Linked DNA regions of Homo sapiens: region 1 is linked to region 2. Evidence: chromatin contacts called from ENCODE Hi-C or POLR2A ChIA-PET data. All regions are on one chromosome and are shown on one strand. Each heading gives the region's core, a stretch centred on a gene start or an enhancer-like site at or near the end of the contact. The rest is flanking DNA. Distances are from core to core; before and after follow the strand shown.

The links. Hi-C counts contacts between places; a loop is a spot of excess contacts on that map. ChIA-PET counts read pairs that join two places held with the same protein, here RNA polymerase II (POLR2A). Pooled maps may share reads with other maps.
Region 1: a pooled map shows a loop between it and region 2 (3-fold over the local background). The contact joins the enhancer-like site here to the promoter of POC1A in region 2. A Hi-C loop is called at or near these places in 1 of 37 single-sample maps with no recorded cell type and 3 of 50 pooled maps. POLR2A ChIA-PET finds 5 or more read pairs at or near these places in 6 of 52 experiments (AG04450, GM10248, H1 and 3 more).

What each region holds. Positions count from the first base shown.
Region 1 is chr3:52,024,003-52,030,655 of GRCh38, reverse strand. No RefSeq gene overlaps it. Among named protein-coding and RNA genes, the nearest start is that of DUSP7, 29 kb to the left of the region's middle. RefSeq lists a silencer at 1,209-1,503 and an enhancer at 6,347-6,653. Within about 2 kb of position 4,965, at least 5 of the 41 ENCODE cell types and tissues checked have a DNase peak (open chromatin) inside an H3K27ac peak, as active enhancers do.
Region 2 is chr3:52,149,410-52,155,960 of GRCh38, reverse strand. POC1A (POC1 centriolar protein A) reads left to right here and starts at 1,538. Exons shown (of 11, transcript NM_015426.5): 1 at 1,538-1,606; 2 at 4,861-4,945; 3 at 5,974-6,145. The coding sequence starts at 1,589. RefSeq lists enhancers at 191-1,167, 1,168-2,145.

The DNA of each region.
Region 1 (6,653 bases), core at 3,716-6,215, 130 kb after region 2:
CCCAGGCTAAAGCGGACCCAGAAGCTCCTCAATGCTGATCATGGCCAGAAAGGTCCCAGGCCCCTTAAAGGCCCCCATTCCTCCACTGCCTGCCAGATGAATTCCAAGGCTCTGCAAGGTGCCCCTTCCCACCATTCATCTGGAAAATACTTTCCAGAAAAGCTCCCAACTGCTTCTGGGTTATGTCCACTGCCCTGGACATTGGGGCAGAGAAGAAAGCCAGGGTTCATCCCCAAGACTGGCCCTAGCCTCCTTCAATACCTGAACACTCCAGCCCTTAGAGGCCCTGACAGCAAGGACTGCAGAAGTCTCCACCACAGGGCAATGATGAGTCTGACTCCCAGTCCAGGCTGAGGGGCTCCTCACTCCTTCACCCTCCTCCTCCCTGTCTCTGTGATCCAAGGCCTGGGCTCTTCTTGACTCCCACAGGTGGCACTGTCATTGATGGTTCTTCCTGAGAGTCCAACAGATGATGGACAGATGTGTCCCAGGGAGCTGTCAGGACCAGTGTGTGAGGCCCTAAAGATGGGCCAGACCAACCTCAGGGGCTCAGAAAGGGGAAATGTTGTATTATTTGTTCCCATGTATTTGCTCAGTATTGAGTTATTAATCTGTTCAGAAAGATTTATTGAGTCTTACTCGATAAATAAGAGGTGGGGTGGCCAGATCAGCCCAGGGTCTTCTGACAGTTTGGGGGTGACAGCTTTTAGCCGTTTTCTCCCTGGGGATTTGTTATGGCCTCTGCTGGGCACCCGAGGCCCCTCTGGGCAGACAGTGCTGTTCACGGGTCAGCTGAGGCTCTGAATGCAGCTCTAAGAGGCCTGCGTTCAAACTTCACTTTCTAGTGGTGTGACCTTGAGCTGGTGACCTCACCTCTCTGGGCATTGTCTCCATCTAGAAAAGGAGGACCTGGTCCACAGGGCAGCAGGAACAGGACAGGGGCCACGCACCGCAGACACGTGGGGACACACACAATAAATGCCCAGTGGTGCAGCGCCATGTGGCTTCCTACCCGTCCAATGCTCGGGAGGCTGAGGGTGGGGTCAGGACCCTGTGCCTGCTCCCTCGGACCAGAGCAGACCAAAGCCACTTCCAGACCTCAGTTTCCCCATCTGTAAAGTCTGTAAATGAGTGAGACAGAACCATAATAGAGGCCCTGCCATGGCACAGAATATAAAGAGGAACCACACTCCATGCCGACTGCAGGTCCCGAGTAAGCTGTGCACAGAGGGCCTTAGGGTTTACTCCAAGATATGGCAACCAGATGTCTGTGGCCAGCAGGCATGGGGGCAGGATGTCAGATCCCAGGTCTAGGTGGCTTGAGAGCGGGGCCGTGAGCTGCCTTTGAGTGACCCCAGGTTATCTCCTCCAGACAGCTCCTTCCACCAGCTCTGCCCTCTGGCTACCGCTTATCTCCCTGATAGATGGTCCCACTGTCCCGGCAGAGGAAGAGCTGCCTGTGTCCTTCAGAGCCCTGCCTGCCTGCACAGGGCACAGCTGGGTGCAGCCTTGGGCTGAGGCACGTCAGCACGGCCGCTGAAGATCCCGGGCCACTGACCCAAAGGTCTTGCCAGGTGGGGACAGAGGCTTGGCCCCAGGGAAGCTGGCCAGCTGCATCATATTCCTGGTTAGGGCCCTTAGGGACTTTGGTCTGATGGGGAGACTCAGTCCTGCCTTGAGTCTGAGGGGAAGGGGAGGCCTCGTTCCTCCCAGAGCACCCCCATCCCCTGCACACCCCCACCCAGCACACACACATCATGCAGCCTGGGTCATCGAGACACACTGAGCTGTGCCCTGGCAGCAGGGAGGGGCTGCTTTGAGCCGTGACTCGTACATGACCTCAGCAGGAGCTGGTTGTAGGCTGCATCCCATGGGCTGGTGGCGGAGGGGTGCCCTGCGGAAGGGGAAGGCATGAGCAGGGCAGGCTGCCAGCCTGTCTCCATGGGTCCTTCTGCCCAGACCTGCTATCGCAGCTGCTTGAATGCTGGCCGCAGATGGCGTGGGCGACGGCCCAGGCCCCCAGCAGAGGGACAGGAGGTTCTAGGGCCCCAGGCTGGCCCAAGCCTCTCAGGGCCCTGCGGGACAGGATCAGTCTGTACTGCATTGTAGATGGCAGCTATGCCCAGAGATCGCACCTTCCATGGGAGAAAATGTGTTCCCTTCCCTTTGGTCAGGTCCATTGAGCCTCCTGGCTTCAGCCTGATGGGCAAAGGCAGGGTCTATCTGTCCACAACCTCAGTGCCACCCCGGCACAGAGTTGGCACTGAAGAAATGGCTGTCGATGCCTGGGCGCGGTGGCTCACGCCTGTAATCCCAGCACTTTGGGAGGCCGAGGCAGGCAGATCACGAGGTCAGGAGATCGAGACCGTCCTGGCTAACTAACATGGTGAAACCCCATCTCTACTAAAAATACAAAAAATTAGCTGGGTGTGGTGGCTGGCCCCTGTAGTGCCAGATACTCGGGAGGCTGAGGCAGGAGAATGGCATGAACCCGGGAGGCGGAGCTTGCAGTGAGCTGCGATCACACCACTGCACTCCAGCCTGGGCGACAGAGCGAGACTCCATCTCAAAAAAGAAAAGAAAGAAAGAAAGAAAGAAAGAGAGAGAGAGAGAGAGAGAGAAAGAAAGAAAGAAAGAAAGAAAGAAAGAGAAAGAAAGAAAGAAAGAGAGAGAAAGAGAGAGAGAGAGAGAGAGAGAGAAAGAGAGAGAGAGAGAGAGGGAGAAAGAAAGAGAGAAAGAAAGAAAGAGAAATGGCTGTCAATGAGTGAACCTTGGCTACACCTGCTTTGATACTTTCAAACACATTTAAATTCTTACATTCGAATGTGTTTCATTGAAAAAATTTCCTCACTCGTTCGGCGCCCAGGTGGCTCCCAACACATGGTCAGTGTTACTACTGCTGTGGTTAGCTTCCCGGCTGCCTGGGAACCAGCCACTGCCAGTGACATTGGGGCTGGCTCAGGGATGGTTACATTTTATGATTGAGAGTAGCCATCTTTGTGACATCCTCAGCATGAGGGTATGGACGTGCATTTTCTTTCTTTCTTTTTTTTTTTTTGGAAATGGAGTCCCACTCTGTCACCCAGGCTGGAGTGCAGTGGTGCCATCTTGGCTCACTGCAATCTCCGCCTCCTGGGTTCAAGCAATTCTCCTGCCTCAGCCTCCTGAGTAGCTGGGACTACAGGTGCACGCCGCCACGCCCGGCTAATTTTTTGTATTTTAGTAGAGACAGGATTTCACCATGTTGCCCAGGATGGTCTCGAACTCCTGAGCTCAGGCATTCCACCCGCCTCGGCCTCCCAAAGTGCTGGGATTACAGGCATGAGCCACCGTACCCAGCCTCGACGTGCATTTTCAATGCTATTGGCCTGATATCCTGACCTTAAATTTCTACTAGCGGAAACACTGGTTTTTATATTTATTTATTTATTTATTTTTGTCATTTCAAACAAATTTATTTCCTTGCTTCATGAGAAAGAGCATTCTAAAAGCAGTGTAGCCAGCATACAATCACAATGCTGCAGAACATTGAATAAGCTTTTAAAAAATCACAGGGCAGAGAATGGGATGGTAAATTGTTAAAATCTGGAAAGAGACTCCAACAAAGTAGGAATCCAATTTGGTTCCCACAGTGGGGTAATCAGCTTAGGAAGTCCATTCATGATGTTAACTACAACAATGGAATGGAAACATTTCAGTTGATACTAGATAGGTTTTTATATTTATTTACTCCACACTGGACACACACACACACATATATATATATATATATATATATATATATATATATATATATATATATTTTTTTTTTTTTTTTTTTTTTTGAAATGGAGTCTCACTCTGTCGCCCAAGCTGGAGTGCAGTAGTGCATCTCAACTCACTGCAGCTTCCGCCTCTGGGGTTCAAGTCACTCTCCCACCTCATTCTCCCAAGAAGCCGGGATTACAGGTGCGCACCACCATGCCCGACTACTTTTTGTGAGTTTGGTAGAGACAGGGTTTCACCACGTTGGCCAGGCTGGTCTCGAAATCCTGACGTCAGGTGATCCACCCACCTCAGCCTCCCAAAGTGCTGGGATTACAGGTGTGAGTCACCGTGCCTGGCTTGAACATATATTGATTAAGCATCTGCTCCAGGGCTCATCCAGGGGGTGAGGTGATGGGATAGAGCAGTGACCAAGAGAACACAGCCTGCTTTTTGTAGTGGGTGCAGACACCAATCGAATAAGCATACAGTTAAGGTTCTCACTGCAGATTCCATGAGGAGCAGAGCAAGGGGCTACAGGAGCAGATGCCATGACAGCTGTCATAGTCTGGGGGCTGAGCAAGCTGCCCTGGGAGAGGGCTGGGATCTGAAGAGTAAGTAGGAGTTAGCAGGTGAAAAGGACAGAGAACATATTCCAGGCAGAGAGAAAAACCTGGGCAAGGGCCAGATGGCTAGAGGGACCATGAAAACCCGAGAGCATTTGGGGCAGCTGGAGTGGAGGGAGGGAGTCGAGTTCCAGGGAGGAGGCTGGAGTGTGGGTGGGATCAGGGGCACACAGGGCCTCATAGGTCCAGCACTGGGGAGCCGTGACAGGCCATGCAGAAGGAGCAGGAGGTCAGGGGTGATTTTGAGAGGTCCTTCTCTGGCTGCTGGGTGGAAGGTGGCTTCGGTAGGATTTTACTCCCAAAAGTCTGGAGTTGATTTTGCTGGTGTGGCCAGGGCTGCAGGTTTTGTACTGTTCCCTGTGGTCTCCCCATGCCTGTCTAGACCCAGGGCTCCTGGTCTAGGAGGGCAGGGTGTGGGTTCATGGCTAATTCATTTCTGAGGGCCTAGTGTCCATCACAGGGCCAGACACGTGGCAGGGGCCGAACAGATGTGTGCTGAGTGAGGGAGGTCACTAATGGGGTGCTCCACTTGTCTGTCAATGCCCATGAAATTGTCTGGCCCTGCCTCTACCCGCTGGCTTGTGTCCTCAACCTGGTCAGTCCAGGCAGGATGTGCAGGCTGACAGGCCAGGCATCCAGGAAACAGACTGTGTGCCTCTCCTCACGCGCACATGTTGGCAGCCAGCTGGGGAGGCTCTAGCCTGGAACCCACCTCAGCCATCTGGGGCCATATTCCCAGGACAGATCAGATGGGCAGCTAGTGTTATGCAGCCTGCAGAAGCCCAGGGCCCTACCCACGGAGTCCACCCTGACCCCAGACTCCATTCAGGCCGAGGCGGGAAAGATGAAAAGTTGGGGGCAGAGGGTGGGTAGAGGTTAGGATGCAGAAAACCTTGGCTGGGAGTTTGAGGGGAGAAGCACCTCACTCAAGAAGGACTGTCCAACAGCTGCAGCTGGGCAAATTTACCAGGCAGTTGGTAAGCAGTGAGCTCTGTGTCTGGAGAGGTATGCAAGTGAGATCAGGAGCTGGAGGATCTCCCAGTTCCTCTCTTCCACCCCGTTAGGAATATTCCCCACTAAGCATCCTCTGTCCTATTTGAGCCCTGAAAGCCATCCCTCTCCTGCCCCGGAGCAATCACTGTGGCTGCCACGGCTATGGGGCCTCCCCTCCCCACCTCACTTGTCTCTTCTGTAACACAGGGGTGGGTGAGCTCAGGGAGGTGTTTTCCTTTTATTTCTGCATGCAGCACCAAACAATAATTGCACTTATTCTCAACATCTAGAATAATTTTCTTCTAAAAGAAAACCACAAAAAGTCCCAAGTCAATTAGCAAAAACATAGGAAGCCACCTTCATTTCAGGTCACGTGAAATAAAACCCGTGTCCCATGTTTTCCTTGAAGTAAATTTAATTATTTCTCCAAAGGCCTGAGGCCATGTGGAAGGGGCCTAAGGGAGGCCAGTGTGAGAGATCCCAAGGAGCCCTCTGTTTGGGTCAGGCAATGGGTCCAGCCCTGCTTCTGCACAGCACCCCCCACCCCCTCACCCCTGCTCAAAGGCCTCCTCCCTGATGAAATGCAATCCTCCCAATGTGGCTGACTGACACTCCTCCCCACCCCCTAATCTGGACAAACCAATGTTTCCACCCACTTCTTGATGCCCACTCCCTCACTCTCTGCTCCTGGGATTTTCGTTCAATGCTCCTTCCTCCTATAATTGTCTTCCCCTCTCTTCCCCTCACCAAGAGCACATTCATTTTTTGGGGTCTCAGTTTATATGCCTCTTCCTCCAGGAAGCCCTCCCTAACCTCACCAGGCATTCCCACAGCCACCTGTGCACCTTCTCATTCTGTCCTGTACCTGGCACAGAGAATGTACCCAGAAAGTGTTTTTTGAATGAATGACTTCCCCCCGGAAAATGACCTCAGAACTCTGGGTTGGCCTTATCTGAACCATGCTGGCTCTAAGTTCGTTGTCAAACCCCAGAAGGGTACAGGCTTCCCCTGAGCCCTGGATGCTGGTCTGGGACCTGGGGATCCCTGAACTGAGGGGCAGGAGGGTGTGTGTGTCCTGAATTCTTTCTGAATGTGGTCCTGTGATCTGGGACTAGACCAACTGAGGGCCCTCTGTGAACAGGAAGCAGGAAGGAGAGCCGGGCCTCTGTTCTCCCACCCAGTCTCCAATTTAGAGGAAACGCAGCCTATAATTTGGAAGGCTAATTTGGTCTGGGGTTAGAAGGGAGCTCTCTGTGTGCCGAATGATGCCACGCTCTCCCAGGGGAGGAA
Region 2 (6,551 bases), core at 289-2,788:
ACATTGGTTTGATCTGGAAGGACAAGACAACTCGAAGTGGGAAACTTCCAGGTCATTGGTAGATTTAAACATATTCTGATTGGCAATTGGTTGAAATAATTATTATCAGTAGAAAGGGATATCTCGGTTAAGATAAGGGGTTATGGAGACCAAGGTTTTACCATGCAGATGAAGCCTCCAGGTAGCAGGTTTCAGAGAAAATAGATCGTAAATGTTTCTTATCAGACTTAAGGTTTTTGTTGATGTTAATGCTGGAGGGTATAATGAGGCATGTCCAACCCCCACTTCCCATCATGGCCTGAACCACTCTTTCAGGTTAAATTTGAGTGCCCTGGCCAAGCAGGGAGTCTATTCAGATGGTTGCTGGTGGCCTTCAAATTTTATTTTATATATATATATATTTTTTGAGACGGAGTCTCCCTCTGTTGCCCAGGCTGGAGTGCAGCGGCAACATCTAGGCTCACTGCAATCTCTGCCTCCGGAGTTCGAACAATTCTCCTCCCTCAGCCTCCCGAGTAGCTGGGTTTACAGGCGCGTGCCACCACGCCCGGCTAATTTTTGTATTTTTAGTAGACATGGGGTTTCACCATGTTGGCCAGGCTGGTCTCATACTCCTGACCTCAGGTGATCCACCCACCTCGGCCTCCCAAAGTGGCAAAGTGCTGAGATTACAGGCGTGAGCCACTGAGCCCGGCCTCTCCTTCTTTTAAAGACTGGGTTTCTAACAGCTTCTGAGGCCTTAAGGATCCTGACAGGGCCGGGCTGCACCACACTCCCTCGTGTTACAAATGGGGAAACCGGGGCACAGAGCAGAGGCGTTTTTCCTGAGATCACACAGCCAATCAGGGCGAGAACTGAGAATCGAACCTTGATCTCTCCACTCCATGATTGTGATTCCGAGTAACTCATGTTATTTTAAATCGACACTTGTCTTAAGAACGTTCGGACGGCGAACCACTGAGAGTTCCCGAGGGGCGAATACTCAGCTCTCAATAGGTTCCTGCGGGGAAAATCTGGCTGCGCCGGCGCGCGCGGGTGCTTTAACGCAATCTGGTTACAGCAACCCACGTGTCCTCCGCTTCCGGGATCCTTAAGGCCGTCGCTTCGGGTGGTAAAACCCGGCCCGCCCTCTTGTTGCCCAGGCTGGAATGCAATGGTGCAATCTCATGTTGGGAAGTGTAGCTCCACCTTCCTCCAGACATAGGGGCGTGGGCGGCTTGGAACTGCATTTCCCAGGAGGCTGCGCTCGCCGTTAGAGTAGCCGGACGACGGGCTGGTGGGGTGAACCCTTCATCCTGGGTCTTTTAATTTCTCAGGCGGAACGAGTGGCGGCGGACAGAGGCTTTTGGCTGCGCTGTCTGTGGGTTGTCTGGGCTTGGGGAACTGGGCACGGAGACCGTGGCGCCGGCCGCCGGTCATACAGCTCTGCTTCCAGTCGTCGGGCAAAAAGCTGAGGCGCTTCTCCTTTAATTGCGGTGGGCGGGGCGTGCCGACGCGGCCCGCGTTGCTATTGGTGGCCGTTGGGGGCGCGGAAACTGAACGGGCCGCAACGGCCACCGCAGCTGCCTTCGGCGCCGCCAGCCCCGCCATGGCTGCGCCCTGCGCGGTAAGCCCAGCCGAGAGCAACTCCCCAGGCCTCAGTCTCCCCGCTGGGACACTGGGCGCCTAATGGCCAGAGCGATGGCTGCGAGGGGCGGGCGGGGCGCCAGGTTCCAGGGTGGTCCTCTTCAGGTCCAGTTTACTGTCTGCGCAGGGGGCGCTGGGTCGGGCACTTTCTGAGCGCCTCCTGCGTGCCAGGCCCTGCGCTGGGTTTCTGGAGCGAACAAACAGGCCTCTGCCTCCATAGTTTGCATCCTAGCGAGGGACACACGACCAAGTCCCGACTCATGTGTGACCTGGGGCCGGTATCGGGCCTCTCTAGCCATTCTCCACGTCCTTAGCAGTGGGTGGCTGCGTGGGGTCTTGTTGAGGGTACACCCTGCTCCAGCAGGTAGGTACAGCAGGACGCTGGGATGCCCGGGCCTGCAGTGTGAGCGGGGCGGAGCCGCCCTCTCTGAGTTCACATTCCTCCAGAAGTCCTCATTTCGAGAGATTCCTTTGAACGGGCAAGGCCCTCTGGCTGATTGGAGAGTCAGGGAGGCTGGGTGGTAGCCTGTGATGCCCTGAGGCACTTGAGGACATGGACGGAGATTCCAGGCTAGGATACAGACCTTTTGACTCCTAATCTGGTACTCTACCTCCCTTCCTGTCCCCTCATGTATAAACCACTGTTGAGGGAGATGAGGCCCACATGCAGGGAACTACAGAGGGGAGGCGGTGTTGAGAGATACCATGGGACCTACTGGTCAGGGGTGGACCTGAACTTGCCTCTGCCCACTGAGCCTAGGGGCGGACACTCTCTTACGCATGTTCTTTCAAGAAGCTTAGGTGAGAGCAGAAGGCTCTGTTGGGGACCCTCCCCCAGCTGCTCCTCCCTCTGTTGTTGAAAGGAGACTCTGACAGGTGCGTTAGGGGTGGAGCTGGGCACAAGGCCATAGGGCCTTTGTTCTGGTTACTGCTCTGTAGGGTGGCAGTGGCTTTGCTGTGCCCCAAGGACATCCTTTCCCAGGAGGAGCCTTTGGGCTTCCTGGAGCACCCAAAATGCTTCTTTGAGGTTTCTGATACTTAGAGTAGGGGGAGATGTTTGGATGGCTGAATTATAACCCTTCAAGTGTTAAGACACAAGCTGCTATTGGATGGAGAGAGTCTCCGGAGTATTCTCTCTGGTGTTTTAACTTTATTAAGTTATTCATACACCACAGAATTCACCTTTTAAAGTGTACATTTCAGTAGTTTTTAGTACATTCACAGTGTTGTGCAACTGTAATCACTAATTCCAGAATATTTTCATCATCCCAAAAAGAAACTCCATACTCAATAACAGTCATACCATTTCTTCTCTTTCCCCATTTTCTCCCAACCCTTGGCAAACTAATATATTAATACTTTCTGTCTCTATAGATTTGACTATTCTGAACTTTTCATATGAATGGAATCAGACAAAATGTGGCCTTTGGTGTTTGACTTCTTTCACTTAGCATGTTTTCAAGGTTCATCCATGTTGCAGCAAGCATCAGCACTTCAGTCGGTTTTATGGCTGAATAATATTCTGTTGTATGAATATGCTACATTTGGTTTATTCAGTCATGTGTTGATGGATCATTTGGGTTCAATCACTTGTTGGCTATTAAGGAAAATGCTGCTCTGAACATTTGTGTACAAGTTTTTGTGTAAACCATGTTTTCAACTCTTTGGGGTATTTACCTAGAATTGCTGGGTCATTTGCTAACCACGTTTAACTACTTTATTTTTTATTTTATTTATTTATATTTATTTTATTTATTTATTTTTTGATTAGGAGTCTCACTCTGTCGTCCAGGCTGGAGTGCACTGGTGCAATCTCGGCTCACTACAACCTCCTCCTCCTGGGTTCAAGCGATTCTCCTGCCTTAGCCTCCCAAATAGCTGGGACTATAGGCGCCCACCACCACGCCTAGCTAATTTTTGTATTTTTAGTAGAGAGGGGTTTTCACCATGTTGGCCAGGCTGATCTTGAACTCTTGACCTCAGGTAATCTGCCCGCCTTGGCCTCCTAAAGTGCTGGGATTACAGGCGTGAGCCACTGTGCCCGGCTAACTACTTTTTTTTAGTCAGGGTCTTGCTCTGTTGCCCAGGCTGGAGTGCAGTGATGTGATCACAGCTCACTGCAACCTTGAACTCCTGTGCTCAAGCAGTCCTCCCACCTCACCCTCCTGAGTAGCTGAGAATACAGGCATGAGCCACTACGTGTGGCTAATTCTTTAATTTTTTTGTAGGGTCAGGGTCTTGCTGTGTTGCCCAGGTTGGTCTTGAACCCCTGGCTTAAAGTGATCCTCCTGCCTCAGCCTCCCAAAATGTGGGGATTACAGGTGTGAGCCACTTCACCTGACCTATGTTTAACTTTTTGAGGAACTGCCAAATTACTTTCTATAGTATCTGTGTTTTTTGTTTGTTCGTTTGTTTGTTTGTTTTTAAAGATTTTTTTTTTTTTCTGGGTGTCTTGCATTTTCATGTGAATCTTGGGAGCAGCTTGTCAGTTTCTGCAAAAAAGACACCTGGGATTTTGATAGGAATTATGTGGAATCGGTAGATCAATCTGAGGAGTATCGTAGTATTGTATCTTAACAATAGTAAGTCTTCCTGTTCATGAATGTGGAATGTCTTTCCATTTTTTAAGTCTTCTTTCATTTCTCTTAGTGATGTTTTGTCGTCTTTACTGTACAAGTCCTGCACTTCTTTTGTTAAATTATTCCTTTTTTTTTTTTTTTTTTTGAGACGGAGTCTCGCTCTGTCACCCAGGCTGGAGTGCAGTGGCACAATCTCTGCTCACTGCAAGCTCCGCCTCCTGGGTTCACACCATTCTCCTGCGTCAGCCTCCTGAGTAACTGGGATTATAGGCGCCTGCCACCATGCCCGGCTAATTTAAAATATTGCTATTTTTTTTATGTATCATAAATAGTTTTATTTTTTGGATTATTCATTGCTAGTGTACAGAAAGACAATTGATTTTTGTGTCTTGATTTTGTATCTTGCAACTTTGCTGAACTCATTTGTTTTTTGTTTTTGTTGAAGCATTTCCACAGTTGATGTATTAATTCAAATAGTAAAAACTATTCCTAGTAAAAACTAATCCTAAGTGGATTCCTTAGGATTTTCTTTATATAAGATCATGCCTTGAGCATTTTTAACCCTACTCCCCCGGCTGTTGTAGGAAGAGTGCTGGCCCTGGGGAAGCCCCTTCCTCACCCAGGCTTCACACATTTGACCCTGGCTCTCTCTCAGGAGGACCCCTCGCTGGAAAGGCATTTTAAGGGCCACCGAGATGCAGTTACCTGTGTGGACTTCAGTATCAACACAAAGCAGCTGGGTAAGAAGAGGCACCCTGTCTAGGTGCTAGGTTATGAGCTGAACAGGCCAAGTTTTTACCTCGGAGGGGTGGTGGGTGGGAAGCAGAGCACAAGGACTGCACAGCTTTGTCTAGACCTGCTTCTAGTCTTGCTTCTGCTTGCCAGCTCTTTGGGCACTGGGCTTCATGAGCTTCATTTTACATGCAGAGCCTGAGGGTCAGAGAGGTTAGGGGCCTTGCTAAGGCCACAGAGCTTTTGAGGGTGGGACTGGGATCTGGGTCTTTTCTGCACACCCTAGCCACCTTTTGGGTCTGTCTTTTGGTGTGGGCCCTAAACAGTGACTCCTTTTCCTTGAAGCTTTACTGATTCTGTTGCCCACAGTAATAAGGCACACCTTGTTGAAGAGCCTTGTCAGTGAGAAGGCTGTTGAGCAGAGATGGGCACCCCCCTCGACCCCACTGCTCTTATGCTGCAGCTGACTGTCCCCCTTCCTTGGTTGCATGAGGTTTCGTACACAGCTTTTATGACTGCGCTTTCTGGTTCCTGCAGAGGAGGCTTGCCCCTTCATCCTGTCATCAAGACCCTCTGATGTGTAAAGGTTAAGAGGGAACTGAAGTGATTTTTGATCAGTTTTGGGGACCTCCTTTAGGCTTCATACTGAGTTGGGCCCTCTCAATGGGAGGGGCTGGCTTCCCAGCTGGGGAGGACTTGCTCTCTGGTGCCCTCAGGATGTGTCTGGGGGGAGACCCTGGGCCCCATGGGAATGAGTTTTCCCAGAGCTCTGGATTGCAGTCCAAGGCTAGCATGGGAAGGGCCTCGGTCTTATTCCCATGTGGGTGTGCTCCTTGGAGAACTCTGGGCCACAGGCTCTCCACCTCCAGACCATACCTCGAGATGTGCTCTGCTCCATGGGAGACTTCTCACGGTCTGTTTGTGGATGCCAGGGAAGATGGAGCTGGGCCAGTTGCTCCCCCTGCCTCTCCAATGTCTTGGTGGAGGCTTGAAGCCTGTTAGAGCTGTAGGTCATAGCATCACCCACTGTCCTCAGCCAGTGGCTCCATGGACTCATGCCTCATGGTCTGGCACATGAAGCCGCAGTCACGCGCCTACCGCTTCACTGGCCACAAGGATGCCGTCACCTGTGTGAACTTCTCTCCTTCGGGACACCTGCTTGCTTCCGGCTCCCGAGACAAGACTGTCCGCATCTGGGTACCCAATGTGTGAGTCGTACACTTTGAGGAGGCTTGTTGGAGTCTGGGGCCCTGGTGCCAGAGCCATCCCCACCCAGGTCCCCTAGCTTGGCTCTGGACTGGTCACAGTGGGACTTCTACTCTGCTTTGGAAGAGGTGCCATCAGAGGCTGGGGCTGCAGTTGGAGCCCTCCCCTCAGGGTTGGAAGAGGAGTTCTGGGCTTACCCAATCTATCCCTAAAGAAATGCCACCTGATGCTGTGTTCATGTGGGTGGGGCCTAGAGATGGTGCTCTGTTCATATAGGAGAGGCTCTGGCTTTCCCTTGTGGAGACTGGGGTACTCGGGCTTGACTGACTTTGGGAGGGGTGCTTGAGGAGTAGGAGAGCTTTGATGTGCTTGTGGGCTCTCATGTCACTGTTATGGGTTTCCTTACTC